2 separate regions of the Homo sapiens genome follow, and region 1 is linked to region 2. The links are chromatin loops, found by intact Hi-C in ENCODE. Cell type or tissue: IMR-90. All regions are shown on one strand. Links, peaks and the distances in the headings refer to the core of each region. The heading gives the core; the rest is flanking DNA.

Region 1 (2,918 bases), core at 319-2,818, 360 kb after region 2:
GGTAGAGGGATCATTTGAGCCTGGGAGGTTGAGGCTGCAGTGAGCCATGATCATGCCACCGCACTTGAGCCTGGGTGACAGAGCAAGACACTGTCTCAAAAACCAACAACAAAAATCCAAAACAACAAAAAACAAATCTTACATAGACCAGGTGAAAGCAACCCCAATGTGCATTAATGGATGAATGGATAAATAAAATGTGGTATATATATATACAATGGAATATTATTCAGCCTTCAAAAGGGAGAAAATTATGTCACATGTTACAACATGGATAAGTCTTGAGGACACTATGCTAGGAAAAATAAGCCAGTTACAAAAAGACAATTGGTGTATGATTCCACTTATATGAGGTATATAGAGTAGTAAAATTCATAGACGCAGAAAGTAGAGGGTGGCTGCCAGAGGCTGGGGGGAGGAGGGAATGGGGAGTTACTGTTTAATGGGTATAGAGTTTCAGTTTCGTAAGTTAAATAAGTTCTGAATATCTGTTGTACAACAGTGTGAACCTACTTAGCCCTACTGAACTGATTAACACTTAAAGTGGTTAGGATGGTAAATTTTATATTATCTTTTTTTTTTACCACAATTTAAAACATTTAAATTATTTACATTTATATTTATTTTATTTTATTTTTTGAGACTGGGTCTTGCTCTGTTCCCCAGGCTGGAGGGCAATGATGGGATCATGGCTCACTGCAACCTTGATCTCTTGGGCTCAAATAATCCTTCCACCTCAGCCTCCCAGGTAGCTGGGACCACAAGCTTGAGCCACTGTGCCTGGCTAATTTTTTAAAAATTTTTTTGTAGAGAGAGAGTCTCACTGTGTTGCCCAGGCTGGTCTTGAACTACTGGGCTCAAGTGATCTTCCTGCCTCAGCCTCCCAAAGTGCTGGATTTACAGGTGTGAGCCACTATGCCTGACTGCTTTCTTATGAAATTGTGGCTTTTACCAAAATATACACTTTAAGATTGCTAAAATGATGTTAACCATTATGTACTATACTTAACTACTTTCACAGTGGTAGAGCTCCCGACACTTTTGGAGGATGAAGCAGGAAGATTGCTTGAGGACAGTAGTTCAAGACAAGCCTGGGCAACATAGTGGGACCTTGTCTCTACCAAAAAAAAAAAAAAAAAAAAAAAAAACCAAGTATGATGGTGCACCCCTGTAGTCCCAGCTACTTGGGAGGTTGAGGATGGAGGATTGCTTGAGCCCAGAAGGTGGAAGCAAAGCTGCAGTGAGCCCTGATCATGCTACTGTGTGACAAAGTGAGACTCTGTTAAAAAAAAAAAAAAAGAAAGCAAACTTATCTCTTAACCATGAGAATCCTATTGTGAAAACTGTCAGAATCAAAATGGAGTCACTTTTGTTAAAAGAAAGAAAGAAAACAACAACAACCAAAAAAAAAAAAAAAAACAAAAAAAAAACCCAAAAAACCAAACCCTGACAAATAGCGCTAGGGAAGGCCGTGAAGGAAGTGTTTTCTCATGAATAAATGCTGGATGACAGAAACTATTACAAAAGACTCTGCAAAAACCACAATCTTGCACAAAGGCCATCATGCAGATGTTCTGTGAGGACATCTGCTCAGCAACTGCCTGTCCAACCTTGGATTGACGTCACCCTTGTTATTGATCTTTGTAGCCAAGGATAATTATCTCAAAACAATTATGTAATCCTTCTCATGTTTTCTTTAAAAACCTTTGTCTTTCTTTATGTGATGGTTAATATTAGGTGTCAACTTGACTGGATTGAGAGATGCCTAGATGGCTGGTGAAGCATTATTTCTGAAGGGTGTTTTCAGAGGAGATTGACATGTGAGTCAGTGGACTGTGAGAGGGTGATGCACACCCACCCACCCACCCTCAATGTGGGTGGGCACCATCCAATCTGCTGCCAGCGCGGCTAGAGCAAAGCAGGCGGGAGAAGGGATGTTCAGCTTGCTGAGCTCTCTCTCTCTCTCTCTCTCTCTCATTCTCCTTTCGCATGCCAGATACTTGCTTCCTTTCCTCCTGCCTTTGGACATCAGACTCCAGGATCTTCGCCTTTAGACTCTGGGACTTGCACCAGTGGCGTTCAGGGGCTCTTGGGCCTTTGGCCTCAGCCTGAGAGCTGCACTCTTGGCTTCCCTAGTTTTGAGGCTTTCAGACTTGGACTGAGCCACATTACCAGCTTTTCTCTTTCCCCAGCTTACAGAGGGCCTATTGTGGCCTATTGTGGGACTTTGCCTTTTAATTGTGTGAGCCAATTCTCCCTAATAAACTCCTGTTTTTACATACATATATCCTATTGGTTCTGCCCGTCTGGAGAACCCTAATACACTTTACTTTCCATGAATATGCATATTGTTTACTATGGCATGCATATTCCCACTGCAATGTCCTATTCCTGAATAAATATTTTCTTTTAGAGAGCCTCTCTCTGTTTATATATTTAGGTTGACATTATCTATAGGAATTACCACTTTTTGGGTATAAGACATAACCAAGACACCTTGGTTCCACTGTTGACAACATAGTTAAATTTGGTCAAGTGTCAAGGACACTTTACAAACTGAAACCTGTAAAGTGATGACTAATTTACCTTCACTTCTCACAGTGCGGATTGTCAGTTCTGGGAGTCTGCTTTGTCCATTTGAGTTTGGGTCATGGAGGACAGAAGTGAAGTCAAAGGCATGCTGAGGAAGGAACTCTGAGTGGCCATTCACAGTGTGTCCTTGACAGCACTTCCGTTCTCTATTTTATGAGTGTCTCTGCCCCACATGCTTCTGAACTAGCATTTTTACCCCTTCCCACCCAGTTATAGTCCGGTTAGAAGGAAATATGTTTTCCTCTGTTCCCCTCCACCACTGCAGCAAATAAAGAGAGGAGGCAATGGGAGTGTCATCAAAAAGACATGGTACAAATTTAAACAAG
Region 2 (2,918 bases), core at 212-2,711:
TTGCTTCTACACATTAAATAATTTCTAGATTACGAATGTTTACAATTTTATTATTAATTTTAAGAACACTGCCTACGAGTTCATTTTTTTTTTCTTTTAAGTAGAGACAGGATTTCGCCATGTTGCCCAGGCTGGCCTCAAACTCCTGGGTTCAAGTTATCCACCCATCTCGTCCTCCCAAAGTGCTAGTATTATAGGCGTGAGCTACCACTCCTGGCCTACAAGTTCATCTTGAATGACACTATAAAAAAACGGTGGCTTACACCTGTAATCCCAACACTTTGGGAGGCCAAAGTGGGTGAATCACGAGGTCAGGAGTTCAAGACCAGCCTGGCCAAGATGGTGAAACCCCGTCTCTACTAAAAATATACAAAAATTAGCCGGGCGTGGTGGTGGGCACCTATAATCCCAGCTACTTGGGAGGCTGAGGCAGAGAATTGCTTGAACCCGGGAGGCAGAGGTTGCAGTGAGCTGAGATCACGCCACTGCACTCCAGCCTGGGCTATAGAACGAGACTCTGTCTAAAAAACAAACAAACAAACAACAAAAAAACTGTGGCTGGGTGCAGTGGCTCATGCCTGTAATCCTAGCACTTTGGGAGGCTGAGGTGGGTGGATGGCTTGGGCTCAGAATTTCAAGGCCAGCCTGGGCAACATGGTGAAACCCCATCTATATAAAAAAATTAAAAAATTAGCCAGGTGTAGTGGTGCACGCCTGTAGTCCCAGCTACTAAGAGGACACATTTAATCTATGCATATATATGTATGTATATACGTATATATATGTATAGATATTTTTTTGAGACAGAGTCTCGCTGTGTCACCCAGGCTGGAGTGCAGTGGCACAATCTCAGCTCACTGCAATCTCTGCCTCCTGGGTTCAAGCGATTCTTCTGCCTCAGCCTCCCAAGTAGCTGGGACTACAGGTGCACACCACCATGCCCAGCTAATTTTTGTATTTTTAGTAGAGACAGCGTTTCACCATGTTGCCCAGGCTGGTCTCGAACTCCTGACCTTGTGATCAGCCTGCCTCAGCCTCCCAAAGTGCTGGGATTACAGGCGTGAGCCACCACACCTGGCTATGCTTATACATTTTTATAAAGTGTCTGAAAGGGCATATACCAGATTGTTTATCGTAGTTACTGTTGGTTGTTAGGATTTTGAGTGATTTTTACATTTTCTTTTTGATATTCTATTTAATATCTCTCCAATGAATGTTTTTCTTCTAAAATTAATAAAGTAAATGGTGATTTAAAATTATAGATTAAGACTGGATTTTTAAAAAATTAATGAAGTTCGGCTGGGCTCGGTGGCTCACGCCTGTAATTCCAGCACTTTGGGAGGCCGAGCGGGTGGGTCACCTAAGTTCAGGAGTTCGAGACCAGCCTGGCCAACACGTGAAACCCCATTTCTACTAAAAATACAAAAAAAAATAGCCAGGCATGGTATTGGGCACCTGTAATCCCAGCTACTTGGGAGGCTGAGGCAGGAGAATCGCTTGAACCCAGGAGGTGGACGTTGCACTGAGCTGAGACCGTGCCATTGCACTCCAGCCCGGGCAACAAGCAAACTCCATCTCAAAAATAAATAAGTAAATAAAAATTAATGAAGTTCTTCAAAAAGCATTTTTCTGTCTTCCATTTCCACAGCTCAAAAGTCATCTGTCAGCTGTAACTTGCTCCTAAGATGGTCCTCCTTATCCATGGCCAGCCAGCCTGCTCATAGTGAGCTTGTTTGCACTGGGCCCTCAATGGTAGAAGTTTTTCCTGGCAATATGCTTGCCAAACCTCCTGGACACCTGTACGTCCAGCAGCATGCTAGGCACTGTAAAGGATGGCACATCTGCTGCAGAGAGAATCTCTGCCCTCCACTCAGCCACCAGAACCAGAAAAACAAACTGAACAACTTGAACCCAAGAAGTATATCATCTCAAATAAGGGATGGGGGTCACTTGGGACACCTTCACAAAAGCATACCCCCAGAGACAAGACCAAAGCTCTCCTCTGCCACTAGAGGCCAGCCATGTATACGCTTTTGTGATTTTGTCATTTCCCCTGTGATGCAGTTTGGATGTTGTCCCCTCCCAAATCTCATGTTGAAATGTAATCCCCCATATTGGAGGTGGGGCCTGGTGGGAGGTGGTTGGATCATGGGGGTGGATTTCTCATGAATGGTTTAGCACCATCATTCTGGTGCTGTCCTCATGATAGTGAGTGAGTTTTCAAGAGATGTGGTCGTTTAAGTGTGTAGCACCTTCTGCCTCTCTCTCTTGCTCCTGCTCTGTCCATGTGACTGCCTGCTCCCCCTTCACCTTCTGCCATGATTGTAAGTTTGCTGAGGCCTCCCCAGAAGCTGAGCAGATGCCATCATTCTTACTGTGTAGCCTGCAGAGCCATGATCCAATTAAATCTCTTTTCTTTCTAAATTACCTGGTCTCAGGTATTTCTTTACAGCAATGTGAGAACAGATTAACACACTCCATAAGTCCATCTTGTATGGCACCATAAAACTGATGTAGAGCTTCTTTAAGAACTTTTCCTTTACTCAATAATCTAGAATTATTTCTCCAAAACTGTCCTGTTACTTCCATTTCCTCTATCTGTGCCTTTTCATGGTTTGCACAGCTGTGGTTCCAATCCCACTCTCACTACTTATGTGACTCCAGACAAGTTATTTGAACTCACAGTCTCGGGTTTCCTCATCTATAAATGGAGATCATATTCTGTAAGGTCATTTTCAGGATGAAATGAAATGATGTGACTCAGTCTCCTGGGAAACAGCAGACTGTCTCTAAATGCCATCTCTTGTTGCTTCACCCCTGCCCTCCGATGCCCACCCTCTGAGGAGTCTTGTCACTCTGCATGAAGTGTGAAGTATGGCTGAAGACCCAATGGGCCTTGATTTGAGCCTCATTTGGCC

The links. Peaks named below come from ENCODE experiments on the same cell type or tissue, not always from the same donor. Only the 100,000 strongest peaks of a DNase experiment are listed, where the experiment ranks them.
Region 1: it touches region 2 in a loop (4-fold over the local background); 2 of 110 quality-filtered maps call a loop at or near these places.

Annotation. Positions count from the first base shown.
Region 1 is chr4:139,207,188-139,210,105 of GRCh38, reverse strand. The region is part of intron 1 of LOC105379412 (a long non-coding RNA gene); the gene reads right to left. Among named protein-coding and RNA genes, the nearest start is that of ELF2, 31 kb to the right of the region's middle. In IMR-90, for the core only: no CTCF peak of the experiment used is centred there; a DNase peak (open chromatin) is centred at 1,575; H3K27ac peaks cover 134 bases.
Region 2 is chr4:139,563,804-139,566,721 of GRCh38, reverse strand. No RefSeq gene overlaps it. Among named protein-coding and RNA genes, the nearest start is that of SETD7, 9.0 kb to the right of the region's middle. In IMR-90, for the core only: no CTCF peak of the experiment used is centred there; no DNase peak of the experiment used is centred there.